Regions from separate parts of the Homo sapiens genome. Here region 1 is linked to region 2. Evidence: chromatin loops called from intact Hi-C (ENCODE). Cell type or tissue: GM12878. All regions are shown on one strand. Links, peaks and the distances in the headings refer to the core of each region. The heading gives the core; the rest is flanking DNA.

Region 1 (15,779 bases), core at 3,748-11,747, 120 kb before region 2:
CTCCATCTCTACTAAAAATACAAAAGTTAGCCGGGCATGGTGGCAGGCACCTGTAATCCCAGCCACTCAGGAGGCCGAGGCAAGAGAATTGCTTGAACCTGGGAGGCGGAGGTTGCAGTGAGCCAAGACTGCACCATTGCACTACAGCCTAGGCGACAAGAGAGAAACTCAGTCTCAAAAAAAAAAAAAAAAAAAAGTGTGCTAAACTCACAGAATACTTTGTGTGTGGTTTTTTTGTTTTTGTTTTTGTTTTGTTTTGTTTTGTTTTGCTTTCAATTAATATACACCACCAATGAGTTTCCATCTGGGTTGTATAGGGTATTAACCCAAGCCACTGCACAGATGGCAGGAATCAGGGAGGCAGAAGTGGCCTCAACTATCCTCTAGGTTATTTATATTTGTTTGATCTTTTAGTTTAATTCCCCAGTAAACCTGTAGGCCGAGAATAATTATCACCTCACTTTCTAGATAAAGCAATTGACCCTCAGAAAGTGGTAGCTTGGCCTCAACACCTATCTCGTCAGTAGGGCTCCTCTGCTCTTTCCCTCCACATTCTCTGCTTCTTTGTGCAACAAAACAATTCTTTCAATAAGCCCTATGGCTTTCTCTCCCCTTGCAGTAAGTGTGTACCTTCGCTTTCAATGTGATTTGACATTTCTCACATGGCCCCTAGTTTAGGGAATGAAGTTGCTATATCAAAGTGGCATCTTGCCAATGACCTTCTGATGCTGCAGAGCCATGGTGTCAACAGAATTCTGTTTCATGGGCTCCCTGTGCTACACAAAATGGTTGTTGGCTCTAAGCAGTGAACTTTCATTATTGGAAGAAGGCTGATGATTTGAGGGTCAAGCTGTAGGTGAGAATGAGATTATGTTTCCCATAAAAGTCTCCGTGGTAGAGAAGTTTGTGCAAGTCTCTCAGAGTGTTTTGGACAAATTTCTTCTTTTATTATTGTCTATATATAGGTCACAACTAGCTTTCAAAACAATTCCATGGTCCAGAAAAAAACCACAGGTAGTAACAGAATGGGGAAGATTAACGTCATTCCTGCCACTTAACATGATTATTTTAGATTGAGATATATTTATTGCGTGTTATATGGGAGTACTTCCCCCTTGGAAAAGGGTTAAAATATAAACTTGATGCTCCCAATTATAATACAAATTAATGAATGCACAGTTAGTTAATTTAGAAGTTGATATGTTTAGAAAAATACCATGGGTGAAACTATATGCTGCAAAATTTGATTCAAAATCTCTGTCCAGTTATCTGTAGCAAGACTTCACTGATACAATAGCCATATGTTCTGCTTGTCACATGCTGTCATTAAAATACTCATTAAATGCATATCTGGAGAGCCAGATGTTTCATTTTTATTATATACCATTTTCTTCCCATTTACAATCCATATGTGCTTATCTAATGGTTAAAATTTTGTGAATTTTTTTACATACTTTTGAATATACTTTTTATCTCTAGCCACATATTTGTAAAGAAGCATATATAGTACATATTTACATCTATATAAACACATACAAAAATGGATATTTTTGAGTGTGGACTTGTGAATTTATCCTACTCTATTTGTACATTCTCTTGTTCAAGAGTCAAGCTATCAGCTACCACTATACATGCCAATCAGTTGTTCCCTTTCACTTCCCCCTGTACCTTTCCTTCTCCTCTGCTTCCAAAATATTACTGATCAGGCTGGGCGTGGGGGCTCACATCTGTAATTCCAGCACTTTGGGAAGCTGAGTAGGGTGGATCACTTGAGGTCATGAGTTCAAAACCAGCCTGGCCAATATGGTGAAACCCTGTCTCTACCAAAAGTACAAAAAATTAGCCAGGCATGGTGGCACATGCCTGTAATCCCAGCTACTAAGGAGGCTGAAGCAGGAGAATCGCTTGAACCCGAGAGGCAGAGGTTGCAGTGAGCTGAGATTGTGCCCCTGCACTCCAGCCTGGGCGACAGAGCAAGACTCCGTCTCAAAAACAAAAACAAAAACAAAAACAAAAAAATATTGCTGATCAGTTAGTGCTTGAAAGAGACTTCTCAACTAAAATGTTTGATTATTGATTTGAATTGAAATTATTGACTAGTTCCTTTACCCCCTAGCCTTATGCTTTCAAAGTAATACAGTAGTAGTTGCACATACAAAATGGGAGGCTGAGGGGGGCGGATCATGAGGTCAGGAGTTCGAGACCAGCCTGACTGACATGGTGAAACCCCATCTCTACTAAAAATACACAAATTAGCTGGGCATGGTGGCACACGCCTGCAATCTCAGCTACTCAGGAGGCTGAGGTGGGAGAATCACTTGAACCTGAGAGGTAGAGGTTGCAGTGAGCCGAGATTGCACCCCTGCACTCCAGCCTGGGTGACAGAGCAAGACTCCACCTCAAAAAAAAAAAAAAAAAAAGGAAAGAAAACCTGTGTGTTGCTCAAGATTGAGGGGACAGATAACTGGTTGACTTATTTTTCTTATATGTTGGAATTTGAAAATGCTAGAAATGATCATTTTCTAGCTTATTTAATAAAATTAATCTTTTCTAAGATAGTTTTTGTTGTGCCCAAGAGAATGCATGCTATAGAAACCTTTACTATTGGGATATTCTTTTTTAAATTGCTCTGGGAACAGGCCAGTCATCAAAGACTAAAACACATGCAAAAATTGGCTCGTTGTATTTTTTCCATGAAGAAACAAGCGATAGTAGATAAATATATAGATTTGTCTTTTAAGCTGCTTAAGGTGTTATGAGGGGGAAAACATAAATTGAGAAGAAAAAAATACTATTTTTCATTTTCATTTTTCCTTTAAAATGGAGAATTGATTATTAAAACTTACATTGCAAAGAGGAGGAGATGATCTTTCTGAATACTCTACGCTATATCTTTCCATCAGTTTAAATAGGTTGGCCAAAAATTTCTAAATTTTACAGGCATCAGTTTTTTTTTCTTAGCCTCACAAGATTATAGCTACACATGTAGTAAAATTAATTCAACATCACCAGTTTAAGAAAATGATTACTCACCCTGAGTGAGTGGATGAATAATTCTTCACAAGATGGGAAATCACCCTGAAATTGCCATACTCACATGGCTCAATGTAAGATAATCAATTGATTTACAAACTTGGTCCCTGACATGACTGTGTTATTTGTGATGAGAAATTCCATGCCATTGAAATCACCTTGGAGGGATAAGGTGCTCTGTAACAGCTTGGAGTGAGCGAGACTTTTTAAAGCTCCCTTGAAATATGTCTTCTTTTCGGGTTTTGTGGATCAGATTTTTACCAGTTGCTTCTTGACACAATTCTTTTGTCTACATTATCATTGGAGTGTCTCAGTGCTGAAAACTTGAAAATCCTGAATCTGATACCTTCCTCACACCCACCTGCTTCATAGCATCAGCTATCAACCTCTTACATCGCAAGTGGATCTTAGGCAATGAGGTATTAGCAACTGGTGCCTCATTATGGTAATCCTTGGGTGGAGTCCCACCCTTCTTATAAAAGAAGGATGCTGTTATTTTTACCATGAGTTAGCTTCAATTTCCCAACTTGTTGCACATTTCCACCTAGGTTAAATGTGTGCACTTGCTGTGTTTTCTTACCCATGCTTGCTTTATTAGGGCCTGTTGGAGAACAGGTTTTGCAGACACAGAAACCTGGGTTCAAATTAATGTTCTGACACCCATTATCTGTGTGACCTCAGGAAGCTACTTGTCCTATGCATCTTCACGTATACAGCAGGTAAAATAATGTTGACCTCACAGGTCCTGTATGCAATGAGTATCCCATAGCACCTTAATGTAAAAGTCAGTTGATGGTAAAACAAACAAACAAACAAAGTTGTCACTGATGCTATACACAACAACCAGTGCTGAGACAAAGGAGTAAAATTATAATCTGGTTGCTGTTAAAATTTCTGAACTGTTTTACATCATCACTAACTCAATTCACTTGTTTTTTCTATTCAAAAACAGGGTTTCAAGTCTCAACTTCAATCAGTTTCTCATTCTACTAACATTTTCATCATCCCACAGCATCGGCTTTATCATACTCTATCTCTTAAGAAGAGTTTCCAGGAACTTTTCATTTTAAATCCGCAATATGACATCTCCTCCTCTTTGGCTTTAGGTCCCTAACTCTCCAACTTTATCTTCTACTACTTCAGACCAGCTCTTAGATTTAGTTGGGTCAGAATTCTCACCATTCAGGAATACAGAATTTATCTCAAAATTGTGGTGTTCCATGAGACTTGGTCCCTGTACTCAAGGGGCTCAGAGTATGGACAGAGAGACAGACTGACTATACTAGAAGGTAATAAGGGAGTTGGCTATCTGTGCGAACAAAGCTTTATGGGAAAACAGATGAAGGGGTGATTAATTCAGCCGGGGGTGGGGGTGTGGTGGGTGGAAGTGCTGGAAAAGGCTTCAGAGGGGAAGTTACACTTGAGTCAGTCATTTGAGAATGAGCACAATTTCATTTTGGGCAGAGGGAACAGCATGACCAAAGCCTGAAAGTGAACAGTCCTCATCTAAAGTATTCTAGCAGATGGCAGGAGGGAGGGCTGAAGGTGGAGAGACAACTGATGAAGCTGGCAAGAGCCAGGCTGGGAAGTGCCGTGAGGCTCTATGAAGAAGCCTAAAAGAGCAGCCTTCCTTCTCCTGAATTCCTGGAGCAACTACTCTTTGTGAACTCATTTTGGCCATAATTTTTCATGCGTGTACTTACAAAAAAATCTCTACAAGTGATTTATAGACCTGCCTAGAGAAACAGGGAAAATCCCTGATGTTCATTTGTTTCTCAGCTCTTCCTGTGAAGTGTAATACATGGGACTGGAGAAAACATAGCACAGAGATTAACAGTACAGAAACGAGGTTCGAGTTCCTTCTCTGCTGTTCCCACTGTCCTCACTGCTAACTAGGTGAAATCCAGCAAGTTATGGCACTTCTAAATATCACTTTCTTTCACTGAAAATGGGAATAATGACAGTTTCTATATAATAGGACTCCTAGGATGATTCAATAAGTCCTTAGCAAACATTGCTACCCAATTAATAGAATTAATTGACTACTTACTATGAGGCAGGACCTGTGCTAGATTCCTTTTTTTGGAGGGGGGATGGAATCTCACTCTTTTGCCCAGGCTGGAGTGCAGTGGCGCCATCTCAGCTCACTGCAACCTCTGCCTCCCGGTTTCAAGCGATTCTCCCTCCTCAGCCTCCCAAATAGCTGGGATTACAGGTGCCCACCACCATGCCTGGCTAATTTTTGTGTTTTTAGTAGAGACGGGGTTTCACCATGTTTGCGAGGCTGGTCTTGAACTCCTGACCTCAAGTGATCAGCCCGTCTCGGCCTCCCAAATTGCTGGGATTACAGGCATGAGCCACCGCACCTGGCGAAGGGAGAACTCTTAATGCTTTAACGGATTTTGCAAGTAAAGTCTGGATTAGTCAGGGTAGGTGTGAGGATCAAAGGGGAGCTTCACCCTACTAGCCTTGGCTCCAGTAGTTTATTCAATTACATTCAGCAGCAAGTATTGAACACTAATGATATGTAAAGTACTGTGATATAAAATAGTCCATGTCCTCAAATAATTTATAATCTTGTAGGAAAAATAAGACATACACAAATAAAAATAATGCAAAAACTTTAAGTTCCTTGAGAGAGGGCAACAAAGAATGATTCAAAGGCAAGAGAATCTATCCTATGGGATATATCCAAAAAGGCTTCATTGAAGATGTCAACTTGGGGATAACTTTGAAAGGCAGGATCTTAGAGAGGGAGGAATGTATCATGGAAAGAGGAAATAGAAATGTCTTGGATCAGCCTGTGTCCCCTTTCACTATAAGAGCCTGAAACAATGTGGCTTGTCTGTAATAGACACGTGAATCTCCACTCACGAATTGAGGGACTCCAGTTTGTAATTTATGTCCCCTACAGCCTACCTTTCCTTTTCTGCCCTGTGCTTAACCTAGTACATTGTGATGAAAGGTGGGACCTGGCCAACATAGTTTCTTCCCCCAAAATCGAAACATTCAACTTTAGGTTAAAGGTGGACACTTTCCCTAGTATATCTAATGATGGGCTGAGGCTCAGAGCTTTGCAGCTAAGCTCTGGCCTTATTGACTTAAATCATTTTAATGACACTTTAATATTAAAGAGTCACTGGGCCCAGTGTCTGTGAAATGCTCTCTGTGCCCTGCCTCTGCTAGAGCAGACACTGTGTGCAGGAAAGAAGACAAGAGAATGTAGGACAAGTCCTACTGGCCTTGCAAAGGTCCCACCCCCTAGTCCCTGTGACGCATCCAGTGCAGGTGACATGTTCTCTAAGGTGTGGATAGGCAATTAATTTCATGGAGAGTAGGAGGTGTGGGTTCAGCTGCTGCTTTTTTTTTTTTTTCAGTGAGGCATTATCTGAATGATGCTCATTCTCTCTTGAGTCTGGACTTCGTGCAACAAGCAGCAACTGGATATTATTTTAAAATAAGCATAAGCCACCCAAAGATACTGATCTGGGTCCTTCTTTTGGAAGAAGAGTTGATTGAGAAGTGCCTCTTGGTTAAGGATTAACCACAGGGAAAAATCCAGCAGAAACAGAAGAACTGTGGGTTTCTTACCCCAGCCCTCAAGGAAGCTATGCCGTGAAAGGGGTACTGATACACTGACATACAGCAAGTTGGACGGGGCATCAGTTCTTCATTTGTGGAGTGGAGAAAAGAAGAGGAAATCTCTCATTTGGGGCATTTGAAGGATGGCTTCCCTGTTTCATCAGCTTCAGATCCTGGTCTGGAAAAATTGGCTAGGTGTAAAAAGGCAGCCGGTGAGTTAAAAAAAAGTGTGGGAGTATGGGTCATGGGGCAATACGCCAGGTAATCCTAAAATGTGATCTTAATGAGAAGTGAAAACAGAAGAGTTTAAAGGCATTTTCCAAAGCAGGAAGTAAGATATTTAGAATTCATCCCCCTATCTGTCTTATAGCTAATGGAGCGAGTCTTAACATGCCCCCAAAAGCAGCCTTTTCATTTCAGTAAATTAAAGAGTAAACCAGGACATGCCCTGGGCAAAAAAAAAAGAACATGACTCATTACTGGCTGAACTGGAACGTTGAATTCTGGTTTCAAGCCAAAAGGCTTTCAGAATTTTTCTTAATGTAGTTAAAAATGGGATAGAGGAAAGAAAAGTATTATTTGAAATGTACAATAAATGGGAAGAAATATACTGGAAAACTGAAAGCCATAGAAAGTTTGGTTGAAAGGTAAAATACAGAACAGAAATAGTTTGAAGGCTATTAGTATAGAAAAGCTACTGAGAAATTTTAGTATCTAAAAATCATTTACTGGGAATACCAAACAAGAGTATGTATATGTGCTATGTTTTAAGAATATTATTGAATCACTTAGCTTTACTACTACAATCTATCTTCTCTTGCTCATTGCAACGTCTTTTTTGTACTCTTACATTAATGTTTGCGTTCTAATTACAAAGTTAGCTATTAGATCCTCATCAGATGGCTCCCAGGATGATTGAGAAAGGAATTGGTTTCTGGGAGTTGTTATATATTCAGAAGAATGTTTGAAAATCGGGGAAATCCAAAAAGGTATTCAATATACTTTATTTTAAAGTGGTAATTCCCAGCCTTGAATGAGTAATGTAAATATTATGCAAATAATATGCATCACACAGAAACCAGCACTTTATCTATGCACCTTATCTCGCTCCAGGCTTGCTTGGATTGCCTGACACTTTACTTGAGTGTTTTGATGTGTGTAGTAAGAGGAGGAAGTAGATGTTCATTTACCCTTGTGAATTTTGTGGGTAGGGTTTTAAAATTCTAAGGCATGTGATTGCATGGGTGTGGGGTTTGAATATAAAATTATAAACTCATTCATGTTTTTATTTGTTTTTTAACTGGAAAAAAAAAAGCACAGAAGAAAACCTCCCCATAATTATCATGTGGTTGATTCTGTGTGGCATAAGCAGGGAAAGGATCCTGGGTGTGTGGATGTGGTCATGTGGTCAGAGCATGCGAGTTGGGGCCCCTGCCACTGCTCCTCATGTAACTTAAGTAGCTTAAGACAGTTTCTCTAAGCACTGTTTTTCCCACCATGATGTGGCATGATGAGTTAGACGTGACATGATTAGTTAGATGTGGCATGAAGCCTGCCACATCTAACTCATTGGGGGAAGTACCAAATGTGCTAATGTATTTCAAAGTGCTTTATAATACTGACACACTTAGCAAATAGATTAGTGAGGGATTTGAGGCAATGTGTGTCATATTTTATGCAGATTAATAATGAAAGGAAATTCAGGAGAAGATACTGTGGGTAAAAGGAAGAAATCCACGTACAGTCAAGTTTGTAAGTGATAAAAATTCAATAGCTAAAAACAAAAACACAGAGGAACTAAAATCTGTACGTGTTATTGTCAATAATCTGAATGCTGAGGTCTGTTTCTTTTACAACTCTATTTTGTGTAAAAAAAGTTATAGGAAAAAAAAACACCCAAATCTCAGGTGAAGATGTTTGTTTTTCATTGAGAAATTTTATCTTTAGAAATTTTAATGACAAATTTTTTTCCTCATTTTGAAAGTAGTAGGTATATCAATTTTCTCCTTTGGGGTTTCTCTTCATTTTAGTCAGTGTTTGTGGACATGGTGAAATATTTAGGGGAGATGTAAGTCAGATATTAAAAGTTTTTCAAGCATGACACCTTGCATTATTCCCATCTAGTCAAAACCCCTAAATAAACTCTGGTAACTATACTTTTCCTAGGGAGGGAGAATACATGAGCCATTAGTTCATTTTGGGACAGGGAATGATTCAGATCTTAAGTGCACCTTAAACAAATGGAAACCAGAACAGATAAGTCTTCACGGCAGAGTGAGGTCAGAGAAAGTCCAAAATTTGGGACAATACAGAGGCCAACCTGAATCCATTATAACCAACCAGAGGGACAAGAGAGACCTGTAGAAGATGGTGATGCAAAAGGAAAAGGAAGGACAATTCTGAGTGGAGGGGGAAAGGGCAAAGAAAGAGAAATTTCCTTCACAGTTTCGCCTAGGGTCAGCTCTGTCTCTCCATGTTGGGAAAAAGACTTGAAGACACGTGTGGGAAGGATATATGTGCGATGGCATTACACTTAAAAAGGAAGAGAGGAATAAGAGGTTGGAAAGTTGGAATTAAAGATCTAAAGGGGGATAAAATGAAAAAAATTGTCTAAAGAGAAATTATAGGCAAATTAGAAGACAGACAAAATGTGAAATGAAGGTACATATGAATTTGAGGAGAAGAGTGTTTTTGTAGGAACTAGACTTGGTTATCCATCAAATAATAATTTAAAATGCAAGCATTTATATTTCTACATTCATAATCATTCTAAAAATTGTACTTTCAAAGTATACTTTTACTCACAGCAAAACAGAAATTAAGCTATGGACACAGGAAATTTATAGTCCTTACTTAATGGTAAAGAAAAATGGAAGCATCACCACCATGACAACTTTGCCTAATATTTTTTAGAAATTCCATCACAAAGCAAGGTGGTGGGAAGACTAATTCAAAAGAGAAGAAGTTAAGAATCTATTAATGGAGAAACAAATGGCACATGAAAAAAGCAAAGGAAAACAAAGATATAGTAAAAATATTAAGGTAGATTGGAGATAAATGAGGAAATGTGTTGATTATAAAAGTATATGCTGGGGCTGGGCGCAGTGGCTCATGCCTGTAATCCCGGCACTTTGGGAGGCCGAATCAGGTGGATCACTTAAGGTTAGGAGTTCAAGAACAGCCTGGCCAATATGGCAAAACTCTACTAAAAATATACAAAAATTAGCTGGGTGGGATGGCAGGTGCCTGTAATCCCAGCTACTTGGGAGGCTGAGGCAGGAAAATCGCTTGAACCTGGGAGGTGGAGGTTGCCGTGAGCTGAGATTGTGCCACTGCACTCCAGCGTGGGTAACAGTGAAACTCTGTCTCAAAAAAAGAAAAATAAATAATTTTTTTTTAAAGTATATGCTGGCCAGGTGCAGTGGCTTATGCCTATAATCCTTTGAGAGGCCAAGGCAGGTGGAAGACTTGAGCCTAGGAGTTCGAGACCAGCTTGGGCAACATGGTAAACCCTGTTTCTATTTAAAAATACAAAAATTAGCTGGGCATGGTGGCGCATGCCTGTATTCCCAGCTACTTGGGAAGTTGCGGTGGGAGGATTACCTGAACCTGGGAGGTCAAGGCTACAGTGAGCCTAGATTGAACCCCTGTACTCCAGCCTGGACAAAAAAGTTTGACCCTGTCTCTCTCTCTCTCTCTCTCTCTGTTTGTCTCTCTCTCTCTCTCTCTCTCTCTATATATATATATATATAGAGAGAGAGAGAGAGAGAGAGATTATATATATACACACATATATACATATACGTATATATGTACATATATACGTATATATACACATATACATACGCATATATGTGCATATATACGTATATATACACATACACATATGCATATATGTACATATATACGTATATATACACATATACATATATGTACATATATACATATATACACATATACATATATGTACATATATACATATATACACATATACATATATACACATATACATATATATGTACATATATACATATATACACATATACGTATATATGTACATATACATATATACACATATACGTATATATGTACATATATACATATATACACATATACATATATATATGCTAAAATAGAAAATGAGAAGAGAATTACAAACAGCTATACAATCCGAGAAACAGGATGAGAATAGCATAAGCTAAATATTTAGTTTGGCTATAAAAAAGGGAATCTTTAATTTTGGTGGTGACTTCCCTCAAAATTATTCTTGGAGTAAATGTCTCTCTCTTTTTTTTTGTAAAGTAAGATATCAGAATTCTGGAATATTGGGACATATCTAACTGACTTAATTTTACAGGGTCCTAGAATGCTCAAGGGACTTGTCCAAGGTCACACAGCAAATTTAAAGCTCAAAGTCAGATTTCTTCAAGCATGAATTTATTCTTTCCATCACTTCCTGATGCTTCTCTATTGCTGCTGAGTTGAGTTTTTTCTCTAACATTCTCTGATCCCACTTAACACTTAGCCCACCAAAGAACAGATAATATCTGCTAAGGAGGCCTTGGAAATTGATGATTTTTAATATCTGTGGTAATATCAGTTCTCAATTGTATTGCCAAAGAAATGAATACTAAAGGAAAGTAAAGAAAAATACATTAAGTACTAATAGAAATGTTAGGTAATAGAGAAAGCCAACCAGGTGCAGTTGCTAACCTGCTGGGCTTGTAATTTAACTTTAAAAATAATGAAATAATGAAGAAATATTCCAGCAGAGATGGTTAGCAATAGGAAGGCTTACCTAATGAGATGCTAGTTAATGACAGGGAAGAGTCCTGGGACAGCAAAGAGATTGCAGGCTGAAAGACTAGATAATATAAGAGTTTGTCTTCCATTAAGATGACGAAGTCTATGAGAAGTATGAGATTATGTAAAGTGACCAAACCTACACATTATTGGAATTCTTGATAGAGAAGGAGAAAAAGTAAACAACTTGAAAAACATATTTTAGAGAATAATTCAAGAAAATTTCCCCAATCTTGCTTGAATGGTAGACATCCAGATATTACCAGAGATTCGGATAAATTTAGAGAACACTTGTGAGAGTTCATACAAGCCAAACGTCACCAACTCATGTAGTCACCAGATCATCCAAAGTCCATACTAAAAAAAAAAAAAAAAAAAAAAAAAAAAAAAAAAAAAAAATTAAAGCCAGCTAGAGAAAAGAGTCAAAGCACCTACAAAGGACAACTGGTTAGACTAACAGTGGACTTCTTGGCAGAAGCCCTGTAACGGAAAAGATGAGGATCTATTTTTAGCCTCCTTAAAGAAGAAAAAATGCCAGCTGGAATTTTATATCCTGCCAAACTGAGCTTCATAAATGAAGGAGAAAGTCTTTCCCAGACAAGAAAACACTAAGAGAATTTGTCATTATTAGCCTGGTCCTACAAGAAATTTTCAAAGGATTTCTAAACATAGAAACAAAAGGACAACACAGAAAAAGATACATAAGTACAAAGCTCACAGATCTTGTAAAGCAACTGCACAATAGAAACCTCAAAAGAACTAGCTAACAACATTACATCAAGAACAAAATCTCACGTATCAACATTAACTTTTAACATAAATGCCTCAATGCCCTGCTTAAAAGATGTAGAATGGCAAATAGGATTTTAAAAAAGACATGGCCATCTTCTGTCTACAAGAGACTCACCTACTGAGTAAAGATGCATTCAGACTTAAAGTAAAAAGGTAGAAAAAGATATATCACACAAATGGAAAAGAAAAGCAAGCAGGAATAGCCATTCTCATATTAGATAAAACAGACGTTAAACCAACAACAGTTAAAAAAAAAAGACAAAGGCATTGTGTAATGATAAAAGGCTCAATACAACAAGAAGATTCAACTATCCCAAGTATATATTAACCCAATACGGAAGCACCCAGCTTTACAAAATAAATACTACTAGACCTAGGAAAACAGATTAATAGCAATACAATAATAGTGGTGGACTTCAACACCCCACTTATATTACTAGACAGATAATCAAGGCAGAAAATCAACAAGGAAACTCTGGACTTAAATTGGACTGTGGAGCAAAAGGACCTAATAGACATTTATAGAACATTATACCCAACAACTGCAGAATATACATTCTTCTCATCTGTGCATGAAACAGTCTCCAAAATTAACTGTATGCTTGTCCAAAAGGGAAGTCTCAATAAATTCAAAAAAATTGAAATCATATCAAGTAGCTTCTTGGACCACAGTGGAGTAAGATTGGAAATCAATACTAAGGAGAAGCTTTCAAAACTATACAAGTACATGGAAACTAAACAACTTTCTCCTGAACAGCTTTTGTGTAAACAATAAAATAATGGCAGAAATTAAAAAAATGCAAAACAAATAAAAATAAAGACACAGCATACCAAAGCTCCTAGGATATAGCAAAGGCAGTGCTAAGAGAAAAGTTTATAGCATTAAATGCTTACATCAAAAAGATAGAAAGCTCTCAAATTAACAATTTAACATCACACTTGAAGGTACTAGAAAAACAAGAGCAAAATAAAATAAAAGCTATCAGAAGAAAAGAACAACACAGATCACAGCAAAAATAAAGGAGATTCAGGCCAAAAAAAAAAAAAAAAAAAACAATAGAAAGGATCAATGAATGAAAAGTTGATCCTTTGAAAGGCTAAACAAAATTGACAGACCACCAGCTAGACTAAGGAAAAAAGAAAGATTCACATAATTACTAGAAATGATAAAGATGACATCACAACTGTTACCAGAGAAACAGAAAAGATCATCAAAGACTACTGTGAATACCTCTATTCACACAAACTAGAAAACCTAAAGAAAATGAATAAATTCCTGGAAACATACAACCCCCAAGATTAAACCAGGAAGAAATAGAAACCCTGAACAGACCAATAACAAGTAATGAAATTAAACCAATAATAAAAAAAATCTCCCGATAAAAAAAGCCCAGGACAAGATGGATTCATGGCCAAATTTTACCAGATGTACAAAGAAGAGGTGGTACCAATCTTGGTGAAACTATTCCAAAAAAAAATCGAAGAGGAGGGCTCCCTTCCCATCTCATTCTATGAATCCACCATCACCATGCTTATCAAAATCAGGCAAGGACACAACAACAACAAAAAAGAAAACTACAGGCCAATATTTCTGCTGAACATAGATGCAAAAATCCTCAACAAAATACTGGTAAACTACAACAGCACATGAAAAAATGATTCACCATGATCAGGGAAGCAAGGATGGCTCAATATACACAAATCAATAAACATGATCCACCACATAAGCAGAACTAAGCACAAAGACCATATGATCATCTCAATAGATGCAGAAAAAGAATTCCATCAAATCCAACATCCTTTCGTGATTAAAAAAAAAACCCTCAGCAGACTAGGCATAAATGAAACATACCTCAAAATAATAACAGTCATATATGACAAACCCACAGCCAACATCACGCTGAATGGGGAAAAGTTGAAACATTTCCCCTAAGAATTGGAACAAGACAAGGATGTTCAGTCTCACTACTCCTATTGAACATAGCACTGAAAGTCCTAGCTAGAGCTATCAGGCAAGAGAAAGAAATAAGAGGCATCCAAATTGGAAAAGAGGAAGTCAACTTATCTCTGTTCAATGAGATGAACAGGTATATGCCATGATCATATACCTAAAAAACCCTAAAGACTCCTCTAGAAGTCTTCTAGGCCTGGTTAGTGACTTTAGTAAGTCTCAGGATACAAAATCAACATACTCAAATCAGTAGCATTTTTCATACACCAACAATGATATATCTGAGAACCAAATCAGGAACTTAAGGCCATTTAAAATAGCCGCACAAAAAATACCTAGACATATATTTAACCAAGGAGGTGAAAGATCTCTACAAGGAGAACTACAAAACAGTGATGCTTTAATTTCTTTAAATTGTAGATAACACCAATAAATGGAAAAACATTCCATGCTCATGAGTTGGAAGAGTCAATATTGTTAAAATGACCATATTCCCAAAGCAATCTATAGACTTAATGTAATTCCTAACAAATTAGTAACATCATTTTTCACATAATTAAAAAAAAAAATCCTAAAGTTTACATAGAACCAAGAGAAAGCCCGAATAGCCAAAGTACTCCTAAGGAAAAGGACAAATCTGGAGACATCACATCGCCTGACTTCAAATTATACTACAAGGCTATGGTAACTAAAACAGCATGATACTGATACAAAAATAGACACAGATCAATGGAACAGAATAGAGAACCCCAAAATAAAGCCACATACCTACATCTGACTGATCTTCAATAAGGCTAACAAAAATAACAATGCAGAAAGGACATCCTATTCAATAAATGGTGCTGGGTAACTAGCTAGCCATATGCAGAAGAATGAAACTGGATCCCTATTTCTCATCACATACAAAAATTAACTCAAGATGGATTAAAGACCTAAACATAAGACTTAAACTATAAAAATCCTAAAAGAAAGCCTGGAAAAACTTTTCTGGACATTAGCCTAGGCAAAGGATTTATAATGAAGACCCCAAAAGCAAATGCAACAAAGCAAAAATAGACAAATGGGACTTAATCAAACCAAAATGTTTCTGCACAGCAAAAGAAATAATCAACAGGATAAGCAGACAATCTACAGAATGGGAGAAATTATTTACCAATTATGCTTCTGAAAATGAATTAATATCTAGAATCTATAACGAACTCAAACAAATCAACAGAAAGAAAACGAACAACCCCATTAGAAACTGGGCAAAGGATATGAGCAGATGTTTCTCAAAAGAAGAAATACAAGTGGTCAACCAACACATGAAAAAATTCTCAATATCATGAATCATAAGAGAAATGTAAATTTAAACCACACTGAGATGCCACCTTACACAAGTCAGAATGGCTGTTACTTAAAAAGTCAGAGTGGAGCCCGCGGCAACTCCTGCTCACACTGGATGCAGATCAGGCAGCACCAGGGACATGACCTGGAGACCTGAGATCAGACACAGACCTTCTGAAGGAAGTGGACTGCTCCTGAAGGATCCGAGACCCTTCCAAAACTGTGAGTGCCCCAACTGTGGAAGTGGAAAGGGAGACTCCCCTCTCCTGATCACACACCTCCACAGGAGAAG
Region 2 (15,779 bases), core at 6,142-14,141:
AAGACTATGAATAGTATTTAAATGAGTCAGCCCTCTGACCACTTTGCTGTGCTCTGACTGCCAAGTTAGAGACTTTTCTTGCCATGTATTTCTTTTTCTTTTAAAGTTCCTCAAGGATCCAGTGTTGTTAACCCACATTTAAACACCCTGAGTCTTCTTTAATATTGATGAAAATATTTTCCTGCATTTACTAGCTATGCCAAGGTTAATCGTTCCCACTCGCATTTTAATAAAATCTAAGTTAAACATCCAGTAGGACTAGTTAATTTGTGTATTGTACAGTTTGATTCAAAACAGATGATCCCCAAATCAGCCATTGACATTTATTCTATCTTTACATAAAATTCAATAGTAGACACTAAGGAAAGAAGTTACAAAATAAATAGAGATGTAGCCTCACAGTTGAAGCGACAGAGCACACATAATACGCACATACTCATTCACATAGCCTTACTCACTCATGTAGCCTGAAAAATCTTAGGCCCTTTCCTTACATGCCAATCACTTTGAAAGGAAACCAGAAAGTGGTGAATTTGGAAACACTAAATTGGTTGATTAGAGAAAAAAGGAACTTATATTGGTCAATGGGATCCCATTAATTCAAAATTAAATGAATTCAAATCTAGTTATTCAATATTATAGGTGGAAAGGACCTAGCAGATCATCTAGCCCCCTAGCTTTCAATTGACAAGAGAAGAATCGGAGAGTCAGAAGGGGGTTGCCAGATTTAGAAAATGAAAAGTAAAAAAAAATTGCAGGACTCGTGGGATGTACTTATACACAAAAAAGATTATTCATTGTTTATCTAGGATTCAACTTTAACTGGGAGTCCAGTATTTTACCTGGCAATCCTCACCCAGTGACCTTTTTCTTTCATGTAAGTGTGCCTAGAAATTGCCTTAAGATGACCTATGATGGCATATTAAAACAATTAAATATAAAGATAGTACACATAGAAAAGGCAAGTGCTCAGAAGATCTAGAGTAGTGCTGCCCTTGTACAGTTAAACTGGGTGAGGGAAGACATCCAACTGCATAGTATTTCTTTCTTTTTTTTCTTTTTTTTTGAGATGGAGTCTTGCTCTGTCGCCCAGGCTGGAGTGCAGTGGCGCGATCTCGACTCACTGCAAGCTCCGCCTCCCGGGTTCACACCATTCTCTTGCCTCAGCCTCCAGAGTAGCTGGGACTACAGGCGCCCGCCACCACGCCCGGCTAATTTTTTTTTATTTTTAATGGAGACGAGGTTTACACTGTGTTAGCCAAGATGGTCTCGATCTCGTGACCTCGTGATCCGCTCGTCTCGGCCTCCCGAAGTGCTAGGATTACAGGCGTGAGCCACCGCGCCCGGCCAACTGCATAGTATTTCAATGTCCAAGTCAACCAATGCCAAACAAGGGACCAAAATGATCTCAACAAAACGGCTTTGCTTTACTTTTATATGTCTTAATTTCTATATTCTTTTCTAATTCTGCAGGCTCCTAATTCTGGAAAACTTTGAAGATGCCCTCTTAAATATATCAGCAAATAGTCCTTATATTCCTTACTTGGCATGTGTGAGAAATGTGACTGACAGTTTGGCCAGAGGTTCACCAGGTAATACTGTTCTTAACAGTCAAAATGCTGCTCATGGTTTCTACCTCTGTTCTAAAGTAGTGAGTTTTTGAGGCATTTGCTTACACAGGAAAGAAAATTTGTAAAATCTTAGTTTCCATATGCATCAGTTTCAGTCTGGTGATTTGATATACAAAGGGAATGTCTTGTCATAATATCATATTATTCTGTTGCTGCTGCTAGCACTAGCTGGCCACCTGGACAAACTTTAATACATAATGGCCATATAATGGATAATATGATAATGGCCACTGGGACAAATTTTCCAAGTGTCCAGAGTCATTAGAGGTTCATATGACCCTTCATGACATTTCTATGCTCTTAATAATCTTAGCTGTTAAAAAATGTTAAGGAATGATAATATAGAGTTCTAAAAGCGGGTGTAAATTACATAAACAAAGGCATTTTTGTGGCAGACTACTTTTATTTTCTACCCTTACACACTTTATTTGCAATTTTCTGCCTACATGGGCAACCATAAAGATTATATTTAATCAAATGTTTCTTTTTTTTGAGAGAAAAGACCTACTTTCTCACATTTTCTAGGACACACACATTCTTTTTTCCTACACCAAAAATAGTTTTCTGAGAGTTAATGGCAAGCAAATAGCACAACAAATATTTAAGTCCAGACTTTGTTTACAAGGTATGAATTAATCAAGGTTGGAAAGGCATATTTATATCACAGTGATTCTATAACCTATTCTTTCCAAGATACTTCAACTTAATAGTATATCCAAAAGTCAGGAATGAAAGCATAGTCAGTTCACAAAGAGCCAAAACTATGGAGCACCTTTGCTAGAAATATTTTTATCTCTAAGCTGATATTTTTAAAATAATGAACTCTGTTGTCCCCATGGTTCAAATAAAGGTTAAATTTTCATTCATCTTATGTTTGTATTGAGGTAGGCTATTATCTTAGGAAAAATTTAGTAATAAGTCAGGATAGAGGTGTCTTTCAAACTGGTTTCCTAAATGACCTTGCAATTCACATAAAGTAACTCTTCTCCCTTCCTTTACAGAAAATCTAAGACTCCTGCAGTCCACAATACGATTTAAAAAATCTTTTCTTCGCAATGGTTCCTATGAAGATTACTTTCCTCCAGTTCCTGAAGTCCTAAAATCAAAAGTAAGCCATGAAAGTAAAAAAAAAACAAAAAACAAAAAAAAAAACAAAAAGACAAAACAAACAAAAAAAAAACCTTAACACTTCTCATAATATTTGGCAAGATACACTTTTAAGTTTTAAATCTGATCTTTGTAAATAATGATGCTATTTTAACTCTAGATTTATAATGGCCCTACTTACGACTCTAGAAAAATGGTGACAAAAGAGTTTATGGCTGGATGCCGTGGCTCATGCCTGTAATTCCAGCTACTCAGGAGGCCGAGGTGGGAAGAATCACTTAAGACCAGGAGTTTGAGGCTGCAGTCAGCTGTTGTCACACTGTGCTCCAGCCTAAGTGACAGTGTGAGACCCTGTCTTTAAAAAGAAAGTTTTTAAAGAGTTTGATGTTATATAATGGTATTTTTTTTTAATCAGTGGAGATCTCGGCATGAAATGACCCAAAAGAGCCTAATTAGAGTATGCACATTTATAAGGGAATGGCTAACAATAGTTATCATATTAAACTTCATAATTTGAAAGAGATTTGAAAAAGGATTCGTAATAATAATTTCTAATTTGAGATGTCTTGTTTTAAAATTTGTAAAAGTAGATTTTGAAAGCTGATGTTTTAGATTTCACAGCATACAAAAATCTCAAAATGTGGTTCACCCTACTTTTATTGTTGTCATCAGAAGCTAAAATGAATAATTTATATTAAAATTTATGATACTAGAGAATGTGGGAAAAGGCAACCAAAAAATATATAACTGTATGTGGGAATAACTTTATGCTTATTTGTCTATTATTCTTTATCTCATGCATATAGTATACAGGTTATCATGAAATTTAGTTTATTTTTTAAATAACCCTATTAAAATTTGAAAGCTGTATTCCTAGAAAGAATAGCTATTTAATTGGATTTACATAGTCAGGAATAAAGTGAAATTAGAACTGGTTTATTCAGGGCAAGCAAGATGACTTGTATAGTGAACATGGTATAATTAAGCAGGCATGCAAAACATTATGTCCATGTATATTACAAATAAATGTACTACTTACCATTACCTACATTTTAGCCCTAGTCTTCTACATGCATCAAAATTTCTAATATACTTAATTTAGCATTATCTTAATTTGTTTGTGCAAATGAGAAGGAAATTGTGCATTCATCTGGAAAATTCCTACTCATCCCTCAAGGACAAGTTTAAATACCACTTCTTCGATAATATTAGAGTATCACCTTTCTTGCTGTTTTTCAGCCAGGATAATGACTTTTTCTTCTGTGCTCCTATAATATTTATCCGTTCATTTTTTTATCAATTATATGTACTCCCATAATACTAATCTATTTATTTGTAAGACATAGCCTCTTACCCCAAAGTGCTTATTGTCAATCCATTGGAGGAGATGGAAAAGCAGACCAACAATTGTAATACAGTGAGATAAGTGTTGTGATAGGTGGATAGAGGCTTCTGTGCATGGAGGCGGGATATCTAACATGGATTGTAAGGGATAGAGGTGGAGAGAAGAAATTCTGTAGAGAAAATAATGCTTTCTCTGAGTTTTGAAGGCTGCATAGAATTAGGTTAGTTGTGCATTCTAGACATAGAGTCCTGAGTTTAAGAAGATAGAGGCGTGAACTTGAAAGACAGGTATAGGGGTATCTGCAGTCATGTGTTCAGCTGGAACAGAAGATGCCCATGTGATAGGCAGAAAACAGGGCTGCAGGGTGAGGCTGAGCCTAGATCCTGACTTCCTTGTCAAGGAATTTGAATTTGATCATGAAAGTTGTAAATTTGAAGAAGGTGAAATTTGCATTTTAGAAAGAGACATCTCTAATGAGATGACATCTCCAGTGACAGTGAGATATCTGGCCTTTGGAACTTATTACTTGGCATTATAATTTGTTGCATATGTCAGGTCTGTTTTCCTCACTAGAGTTTAAGCTGATGAAATTATGCTTTCATCACCCCTAAAGCCCCACATAGTAGGAGCTTAAGGCTTGATTCATGAATGTATGAAAAAGTGAGGGTGTTAAAGTAGAGCACTGAGAATGTAATCATGCTCCCTGGGCAATTACAGTTCTTGACTTAGAAAGTCACCAGGAAGCACATAATATACACTAGGGAAATGGAAACACCACAGTCTCAACCATTTATACTAATAGGATGGGACTGGGGCTAAAAATAATTTAAAACATCATCCCCAATTTGAATATAATGCTCTCCTTCAGGGTTACATTATGGAAAAAGTTCTAGAAGCCACAGAAGTGGAAATAAACTACACTCGTTTCTTTTGAGTAGAAAATCTATCATCATTTATAACAAGCATGGCTGTTATTTGAAATTGACGGGACCCATTCAGTCCTAGACCACAAGCTCCATGAGGAATATTGCCAGGTCTGTTCCTTTACCATTGCATCCCCAGCACCTGGCATAGGGTATGACACATGGGAAACACTCAGTACCTATCACTGAAAGAATGAAGACAAACTCCTAGAGTTTCACAGTTACTGATGCTCTTACTCCCCTGCTTTGTTCACCCTGATAATTAGTATCATGCTTGTGACCATCAGTTAGGGCACACCCAATCTAACGCTTTATTCATGATATTCCTAAGATAGTGGTGAACCCTGGCATTCATTGGTGACTTTTCCCAGCTTTTTCTCCTTGCCGGAACATTCTGCTCTTCTTGAACTTTTGTGTTTTCTCCTCCCTTCATTGTTTTATCTTTTTTCTTTCCAGTTGCTTTGATGGGAAGAATAACTTCCTGATTAGGGAGCTATGCATAAAGTGGGTGTTCCTGTATTGGGCAGAAATACAAATAACACAATATTTTTATTGTAAAACCTGTAAAATTTTAAATAGACTCATTTTTCCCTCTATTTACCCACCAAGAGCTCAGGAATATTGCTGCTTTATCATTTTATGCCCATTGCTATTGTGAGGTCAGTACCATCATGTCACTTACGATTCTGATTCAGATACATTTGAAAAGCATCAGGCAGTGGAGAATTCAGTCACAGCTGGAAATGGCATTAGTCATCCGTTGTTCTATTTTAAACCTGAACTTTTACTCGTGATAAAAGAGAGAAGGGCTCTACATGAAGCTTTGGCAAATCTGCAATCTGAAGTTGACACATACTTTTGAAGAAAGAATTCTAATTCACTGAATTTATGTTGATGATTAATGATCTGTGAAGCTTCTAGAACTTTAATGCCTGTATTGTTCTCAGAATAAAGCAGTAAGTAATAACAAAGACAAAATGACCATAATGTTGCTCCTTGGTGGATATGCTTCTCAATGCCTTCCACATTATTGGCCCTGAATTATACTTTTATTTCAGAGAACCAAGCCTATTAGCCACAGTGTGGCTAGATTTCCAATGTCCTCTTCTATAACTTTTATCTCACTAAGCCAAGACTATACTATATGGAACTTTGCTGGTTTCCCACATATGTACACCAAACTTATAATTAAAAAACATATTTCAGTATCTACTGGGTAAAAGTCATTCAAATGTACAACACCCTCAAAGCTCAATTAAAACAAATATATTAGCCCAACAGAATTTATCTTTTTATTTAATAAATTACCACAAAAAACTCCCTGGAGAATGTAATATAGAGGCTTCACTCCATTTATTACAGGTTTAATCATATCTAGTAGCTGGAAAATCAAAAGAAAGACTAGAGTGGCAAATGCAGTTATAGGTGGTACAGTGATTGGGTCTATTCCAGAATGGAAAATCTCTCATAGCAATAACACTAGTAAGTAGAATTTTTGTACATATAAACCTATTTTTGAATAGTTCAAACCCAGAGGTCAACTATAATATTAAGTACAATGGAAAATAGACCAATGATATTTACTATCTAAGATGACCAACATTTAATTGCTATAACTACGTGTAGTTATAAACCTCTCATTAAAGACATATCATTGTGCCTTTCTTATTTGATAATATAGAAATAAATATTCCCAAACATTTGCCGGTACCATAAAATACTTCATTTTGGTCAAACTGTAACTTCTGATTAGAAACTGAGCTGCAATGAATGACACATAGGATGTCATGTTTCTTAGGATGTTGTTCCAATTTATTTCCCTTCTTAAAAGAAACAGCTCTAGGGTAGCTTCCAAGCACAATAGAATTTTCTTTCCCAGGGGCACATATTATTTTTTCCCCAGGATGTAGGGCATGGAATATATCCTCAGAACACATAGAACACAGTGAACTGATAGTGAGAGGAATATCATTGACAGGATAGGAAATTATTTGATTTTCATTTTCCTCTTTTTCCTCCGGGTGTGGGATTTTTAAACCCCTTTAAGCACTTTTTAAAGCACTTTGAAAGACAAAAACACCGAGTATCCTGTAATACCTAAGAGAGAAAATAACGTCAATAACGGTGCAGACACTTCCAAAAAATCAGGCGTCTTCTCGTCCATAGTTTAAATACAGTCTTATTAGAATGAATGTGATCTTCATGCTGCAGTTCAAGAAAGGCTTTTAAAATTTTTTGTTAACCTTTAAAAATTGTCGACTGGCCACAGTGGCTCACATCTGTAATTCCAACACTCAGAGAGGCTGAGGCCGGCAGATGGCTTCAGCCCAAGAGTGAGACCAGCCAGGGCAACAAGGTGAAACCCTGTTTCTACAAAAAATACAAAACATTAGCCAGGAATGCAGGTATATGCCTGTAGTCCCAGCTACTTACTCGAGAGGCTAAGGTGAGAGGATCACCTGAGCCTGGAGGTCGAGGTTGCAGTGAGCTGTGATCGTGCCAATGTACTCCATTGTTTCCACAAGAAATACAAAAAATTAGCCAGGAGTGCAGGTATATGCCTGTAGTCCTAGCTACTTACTCAAGAGGGTAAGGTGGGAGGATCACCTGAGCCTGGAGGCCGAGGTTGCAGTGAGCTGTGATCGTGCCAATGTACTCCAGCCTGCGTGACAGAGTGAGACCCTGTCTCAAAAAATAAAAATAAAAATAAGAATTGTGGTAAAATAAACATAACATTTACTATCTTAACCATTTTTAACTATATAGTGCAGTTGTGTTGAGTACATTCACATTGTTGTACAACTAATCTCCAGAACTCATTTCATCTTGTAAAACTGAAACTCCATATTCATTAAACAACTCCTCATCTTCTACTTCCCCAGCCCCTAACAACCCACATTTTGCTTCTGTCGCTATGAATTTGACAACTCTAGGTACCTCATCATATAAGTGGAATCATATAGTATTAGACCATTCACCTTTCATTTTCGAGACTGGCTTATTTCACTTAGCATAGTATCCTCAAGGTTCATTCATGTTATGGCCTGTGTCAGAATTTCTTTCCTTTTTAAGGTTTAATAATATACCACTCTGTGTGTGTGTGTGTGTGTGTGCATACATTCCCACCAACAGTGCACAAGGGTTATAATTTCTCCACATCTTCTCCAACACTTGTTATTTTGTTTTTTTTTTTAAATAGTAGTCATCTTAATGGGTGTGAGAAAGAAATACTTTTTAAACGTTCTAAAACAAACTTGCTTTTTATCTGCCCTTACATATGATTTAAAATATAAATCAAAATATAAAATTAGTCAAAGTATTTGTGAGTTAAGCTGGATAAAACTAAACTCCATTTTTTAAACCTGTGACTCCACAGAGAAAGACAGGTCTAATAGGCCCAAAAGTTTTACCAGGTTCTTACGAGAACAATAAACTCAAATGACAGACGGTAGTACTTCATAATAAAACTAACGCCAAATGCCAACTAACCACATACATAGGCAGAATGTTTTTCTTAAAGGAAATCAATTGTGGTTGCTTATTATCAACTACTATATATGTAGAAAAATGTAACTAATCTATTTCCCACTCTTTTCCCTTTTTGGAAAGCTGTCTCAACTTCGAAACTTGACCGAACTTCTTTGTGAATCTGAAACTTTCAGTTTGATAGAGAAGTCATGCCAGCTCTCTGATATGAGCTTTGGGAGCCTGTGTGAAGAAAGTGAGTTTGATCTGCAACTCCTCGAAGCGGCAGAGCTGGGCACCGAAATAGCAGCCAGCTTACTGTACCATGACAATGTCATATCTAAAAAAGTGAGAGATTTGCTGACTGGAGATCCAAGCAAAATTAATTTAAATATGGATCAGTAAGTTTTTCCATTGTCTTCTTCCTTGGTGAAATCTCTTTCAAAATATTGAAATACTTAGTTGAATTTCTTCTTTTCTGTTTTGTTCCAGGTTTCTAGAACAGGCACTGCAAATGAATTACTTGGAAAATATCACTCAGTTAATACCGATCATAGAAGCCATGCTGCATGTCAATAACAGTGCAGATGCTTCTGAAAAGCCAGGTGTTTCCCCATCCACATTTTAAATCTTGTCTTATTAGAATGCATGTGATTCTCACGCTGCAGTTTAAGAAAGCTTTTTTGAAGTTCCCAACCAAACTCGCTTTGCTATCTGCCCTTACACATGAGAAACCTGAAGCATTCAAATATGGTTACTTGTCTAAAGTAAACACACAGAAAGCTAGCAGAGAATGAAACAGGGAAATCTGATTTCACAGCAAAAAGATCTTCAAAAGTTTAACTAGTTAGACCATTCACCTTTCGTTTCTCTGATATATTAAAGTTCATCCCATAGTCAGCTGCAAGGGCAACAATGAAATTTACTTGCTTCTGTGAAAATAACCTGATGGAAAAAAACCAAAAGGATGCACTGTTGTCTACAGAAATCTCAATTCAGAACTTTCTATTAGTATTCCAAGCATGAGGTATCATGCAATACGTTTCTTCTTTGCATAATTCCTCAATACTGAAAGGAAAGGCATTCAGAATTTTGGACAACGGGCAGCCACAAAATTGGAATGGCACTAGATTGAAAAATAAAAAAAAGATATATTTGCATGAAGGATACTTAGATGGAAAGGCATTTGCAGGATGATTATTACAATCTGCTAAAATCTAAATATTGTTTATTGTGCCATAAATGACCCAGAAATAAAAGAATTATAATCACCGTCCTAAAAGAGTTTGAAGTTAAACACGTTCTATTTAAAAGTGAGATAATGATTGTAAAAACCCTTTATAACTGTAGTGTGACTGTAGTTAAAGAAAAATGCTCTGTGGCATTATGTGTGGATTTATCAAACTTTGTCCTAAATTGACAATATTACATGATCCCAGATTAAAAAAACATATTGAATCTGTGTGATATTTTAAATCAAATGGAGAGATATTTATTTAGTGCATTATGTGATCAAAATCTGTGAGGAAAGCATATTTTCCTTAAATAAACCTTGACTTGTAGATACCTAAGGAAAATTTATAACTCAGAGCAATCTGTTACCTCGGGTTTATGATATAATAATAAGAACAAATCTAAATCAGATAGAAATAGATCCTAAATATGCAACGTTTGCCAAAACTGGGAGACATCTGCCCCTGAGAAGGCACGTATGTCTTAGTCTAGAAGGTTTCTCTATGTTAGTCATACTAAAAAGAGTGACCTGACAAACCAACATGGGTTTTCTTTTTACATTTTTCTTCTTGCAGGTCAGTTACTAGAAATGTTTAAAAATGTTGAAGAGCTGAAAGAAGATTTAAGGAGAACAACAGGAATGTCCAACAGGACTATTGACAAGTTGCTGGCCATTCCCATCCCTGATAATAGAGCTGAGGTGGGGTGTCATGTGTTTGTACTTACATGCAGTTCTTAGAAATTTAAATAGCATTTAGCATTTGTTGAGCGCTTACCAGTTAAACACTGAGAAGTTGCATGCTAATCTGGTGAATTTTCTATGCAAGTGATAAACCTGGAGGCCTCATTAAAGATAGAAGAAAAATTCTGAAGCAAGAATTTTATCACTATGTGTCCCTTTTCTCTTTATTTTTCCTTGTCCTTTCCCATGCCCCATTTGTTCTTTCCTTTTCCTTACCCCCAGATGGCTTCCTCAATCAATGAGCTTGCAGTGAGCTGAGATCGCACCACTGCACTCCAGCCTGGGCGACAGAGCGAGACTCCGTCTCAAAAAAAAAAAAAAAAAAGAATTATATTCACTGTCGCAATTACATTGTATGAGGTGAATTTGTACCTACTCAAATGCTATCAAAGTCAAACTTCAGTAACCTAATTGGGGGAAAATGTATGGAGACTACTTACTATTGCTTGCAACTAAAATTAAAATGGATATCCATTTTTACTTTTTAAAAGTCGTACAGCAAGACATAGCATATACAATAGATGTGGTCAAGGGAACTAAGGGTAAGTTTGTGGTTGTAGTAAATATTTTTTGATGTGAAAATGAATAATGTCATTTCTTCATATGCTGGTAATAGGGTTTTCCACTCAAAATGTCTTATCTTTTATTCTTTTTCCAAGTCCATTGTCTGGAAGTGTCATGGAAATTTTCCAAAAGAGCTGCAGAGCTTAAGGCCTCATCCATTCAAACCTTATGTGTGACAGAGTGTGTCATTTCTAAGCACAGCCCAGTTATTTTCCAATATTGGATAGTTTCTAAAAAGCCTTTAAGGTTCCCCTTAAAAAATATTGCAGCTATCTCTTGTCATTTTAATTGGTTCCCCCATACAAAAATTAAAACAGCTTTGCCTTTACTGTACTAGTAAATAATATTCATTGATCTTTTCTCTTTAATCTCACCTTTTGATTATTTGATCCTAAGATATAATTTCAGCAATCAAGTTTTTGGCTTCTATAGAGCAGGTTCATTTTAGTAAATAAAACGTGTAAATGGAGAGTCTACATTCTTATTACTTTCAAGAGGAAAGAGTGAAAAGTTCCTGTGGCCTTGAATGTTATACGCTTTTCTCTTTATTTCAACTCGGTGGCAATAAAGATGACATCTTATTTTGCGTAATCATACCTCACTATCTACAGGAGCATTACTGTTCAAGATGGGTAATTCACATGATTGTAGGATCTGAAACTCTTTTTCTTTGCTTTACATCTCTGGACCCACAGAGTATATTGCCTAAGATTTTAATTTTGAATGATTACAAAAATTAAATGCAATTTGAATTTATTAAGAGTGAGATTTTAAAGGGAGCAAAGTCTTTTTTTTTTTTTTTTTTTTTTTTTTTTTTTTGAGACAGAGTCATGGTCTGTTGCCCAGGCTGGAGTGCAGTGGTACAATCTCCGCTCACTGCAAGCTCCGCCTCCCGGGTTCTCACCATTCTCCTGCCTCAGCCTCCCGAGTAGCTGGGACTACAGGCACCCGCCACCACGCCCGGCTAATTTTTTGTATTTTTAGTAGAGACGGGGTTTCACCGTGTTAGCCAGGATGGTCTTGATTTCCTGACCTCGTGATCCGCCTGCCTCGGCCTCCCAAAGTGCTGGGATTAGAGGCGTGAGCCACCGCGCCCAGCCAGGGAGCAAAGTCTTAAACTAACGTTTTCCCCAAACTTACTCCAAACCACTTGTCTTTCTTGGTATCATCATTCACCCAGCTGTTCAGGCAAGAAATCCAGGGGCCATCCTGAATGTCTCCTTGTCTCTTTTTTCCCCATCTTTTTTCTTTTATTTTTGAGACAGAGTCTCACCCTGTCTCCCAGGCTGGAGTGCAATGGCGCAATCTCAGCTCACTGCAACCTCCACCTCCAGGGTTCACGTCATTCTCCTGCCTCCGCCTCCCGAGTAGCTGGTATTACAGGCGCCCGCCACCACGCCCGGCTAATTTATTGTATCTTTAGTAGAGACGGGGTTTCACCATGTTGGCCAGGCTGGTCTCGAACTCCTGACCTCGTGATCCACCCGCCTCAGCCTCCCAAAGTGCTGGGATTACAGGCGTGAGCCACCGCGCCCGGCCTCCCATCTTATTTCTTAAGTGAACTATTAATTCTCTATTGTCTTATTAATAGTAATTAGTGCTTTAGATGAAAAGTTGTTTGATTCTTGAGGACCTTTTGTTTTAGTTTAAAATTTAGAGTATACAGAAAACCTCACAAAATGAACAGTTGACTCTCGAATGATTCACAGTTGAAATATTTTTCTTCCTCCATTTGCAGATTATTTCTCAGGTGTTCTGGCTGCATTCCTGTGATACTAATATCACCACTCCCAAACTAGAAGATGCAATGAAAGAATTCTGCAACCTGTCTCTTTCAGAGAGATCCCGGCAGTCTTACCTCATCGGACTCACCCTTCTGCACTACTTAAACATTTACAACTTCACATACAAGGCAAGTTGCTGTTGGTTAAATATGTTTATATTCATGGTTTATATAAAACTATTTAATTATACATTTATGTTCTCTGATACTATGAGGGATGAGATCCATTTATTCGGCTTTTGGAATTATTGCATTATGTTAAAGCTAAATGCAACCTTAGAGATCATTTATTGCAATTTTGCACGTTTTATAGATGTGGAAACTGATATTATTCCTTACTAACTCTCGGTTTGTGTATCAGAGACCAATTATTAAATTTAATATGTACTGTTACTGTGAAATACAAATGTTGTATTTCAAAAGTGTTAAATGCAAATGTTGCAATTATTATTTTTTTAACAGTGAACAGACATGAAGTTGGTAGGGTTAAAAAAGATTAGAAAAAAGGGGTTTCTTAATTAAAAATAGGCTTTTTTTGGCGTTCTTTAAAAAAAAATTTCCTGTTTCCTTCATCAATTTAGATAGAGGCTACCATTACATACCCAGAAGGAAAAACAAATGGTTGTTATTAGAGCTTAGTAAAGTCAGCATTGACTTCATCTTGCAATATGCAGATGCTCTATGAGTACTTATTTACTAAATAACCGAAAGAAAAATATAAACATAGGAAAATTAAGCACCTATGTTCACCCAAATTTCACTTGGGTCAAAAATATTTACATGTTCTTAAAAACACTGAAGAATTATCCTTCTCTGTAGTAAACACAACCAAAAGGAAATAGCTGACATATTTTTGAGACATAGCCACAGGGATAAAAATGTTTTGGACTAGTTATAAATAATTCTGCTCTGAGTTACTGTCATCTCATGCCTATATTTCTGCAGTGGTCTCCTAACCATATCCCTTGCTTCCACACCTACCCTCTACCCCTCTCCCTAGCACCTTGCAAGCAGCCTGACTGATCCTTTTAAAACTTAAAGTCTCATTATATCACCCTTCTGCTCAAAACTTTCCAGTGGATCTCCATTTGATTCAAGTAAACCCCCAAATTTTACAAGGGCCTTATGATCTGCACAATGATTCCTCATCACTAAAATCTCATTTCTTACTTGGCTACTTTCTGGACCCTGGCTCCAGAGTTGCTGTGTGGCACAACTCCAGAGACAACCCTTCACATGATTTGCAAGGCTATTTTTTTTTTTGACTTTGCTTAACATTGACCTTTTCAGTAAGGTCTACCCTGACCACCCTATTTAAAATGCAACCAATGCTACCTACAGCACTCTCAAATCCCCTTTTCCTATTCTGGCTTCTGTTTTGCTTCCAGCCAACTATATATTTTATTAAATTTTCATTTTTAAACCTTTTTTTTTTTTTGAGTCAGAGTCTTTCTCTGCCACCCAGACTGGAGCGCAGTTGTGCCATCTCGGCTCACTGCAGCCTCCACCTCCTGGTTTCAGGCAATTCTTGTGCTTCAGCCTCCTGAGTAGCTGGGATTACAAATGTGTGCTACCACACCCGGCTAATTTTTGTATTTTTAATAGGGATGGGGTTGTATCATGTTGGCCAGGCTGGTCTTGAACTCCTGACCTCAAGTGATCCTCACACCTTGGCCTCCCAAAGTGCTGGGATTACAGGAGTGAGCCATCGTGCTTCGCCCATTTTTAAAATGTATTTGCCGTTTGCACCACTAGTATGTTAGTTCCACAAGGGCCTCTTTGTTCACTGAAATATTTTAAATGCAAAGAACAGTGTCTGGCCCATAGGGAAATGAAGCAAATACCCATTAACTCAGCCAATGGTTATTTTACATAAACTATAACCTACAATGCATATGACATGAAATTACTATTATTACTTTGCCTAAAATTTTAACTCTAATTTTATAATGCCTCTACAGAGCAGATATCAAACTAAATATTTGCTGTTGAGTCTAGCCGTTAAACGTCGGCATGCCAATTTATTTCACGTTAATGTGGGAATGCCTAGAATTCTGGCAGAACTGCAATAGAAAATAGAAAAAAATGTTGGTTCTGATTTTCAAAATATGATTGGAATCAGGAGCTCTGCTATTGAGGTAACCATATCTTCATGACTGAGAGATGGGCGGTGTGGGAGATATGAACACAAAGCTACCTCTCTAACTGAATCTTGTGCTCAAAATCTTGGTCTTTGACTTCCTTAGAAATATCACAGGTTTTCTCTCAGGGACCTCAAACAGCTTTGCCCCTCTGCCTATGCCCTTCCTCTTCTTGTTCTTCCAATGGTATGTTCTTTCTCATTCTTTGAGATTTTGCTTTGAAAAGGTCTCCTTTGATTTCGTAGCTAAACACTCCCTACCTTCTCATATGCCCCAGCCTTTGGTTCATTGGCTTGTTTGATATCTGTTCCTCCTAATAGATCAAAGTTCTGTGAGTACCGAGATGGTGCCAGCTTCAGCACCACTGCATAGCCATCACCTCACCCAGTGCTGGGAACACAGCAGGCACTCAATTCATGTTCCTGAATAAATGAAATAAGAGGATAAAAAAATTACATTAAAATTTTAAAACATTTTCAATGTTTCTTCTTGTAGCACATAAGCATTATGGGATTAAAATGACTTAGCCTGATAAATCATGTAAGCCTTTTGACAGTTTTATTTTAATTTTTAGGTGCATATTATATCATTTTTGAGCAATAGTATACATGAAGAAATATGTAGTTGACATTTGCCTTTATGACTTATAAAATCATCTATTTTTGCAACTTTATTGAGGTATTATTTATATACCATAAAAATCACTCATTTTTCGTGATTAACTCAATGATTTTTTTAGTAAATATACAGAATTGTGCAACTATTACCACAATCTAATTTTAGGACATTTCCATTACTTCGGAAGGAAACCTCATGTCTATTTGCAGTTACGTCTCATTTCAATC

What was found. Peaks named below come from ENCODE experiments on the same cell type or tissue, not always from the same donor. Only the 100,000 strongest peaks of a DNase experiment are listed, where the experiment ranks them.
Region 1: it touches region 2 in a loop (2.8-fold over the local background); 2 of 110 quality-filtered maps call a loop at or near these places.

What each region holds. Positions count from the first base shown.
Region 1 is chr2:215,129,188-215,144,966 of GRCh38, reverse strand. ABCA12 (ATP binding cassette subfamily A member 12) reads left to right here and starts at 6,341. Exons shown (of 53, transcript NM_173076.3): 1 at 6,341-6,827. The coding sequence starts at 6,759. In GM12878, for the core only: no CTCF peak of the experiment used is centred there; a DNase peak (open chromatin) is centred at 8,086; H3K4me3 peaks cover 1,567 bases; H3K27ac peaks cover 4,685 bases.
Region 2 is chr2:215,012,633-215,028,411 of GRCh38, reverse strand. It overlaps ABCA12 (ATP binding cassette subfamily A member 12), which reads left to right. Exons shown (of 53, transcript NM_173076.3): 10 at 1,474-1,592; 11 at 2,633-2,739; 12 at 8,616-8,872; 13 at 8,964-9,076; 14 at 10,280-10,404; 15 at 12,749-12,922. LOC124906117 (a long non-coding RNA gene) reads right to left here and starts at 6,584. Exons shown (of 2, transcript XR_007088073.1): 1 at 5,689-6,584; 2 at 3,991-5,520. In GM12878, for the core only: no CTCF peak of the experiment used is centred there; DNase peaks (open chromatin) are centred at 8,641 and 9,171; H3K4me3 peaks cover 330 bases; H3K27ac peaks cover 4,117 bases.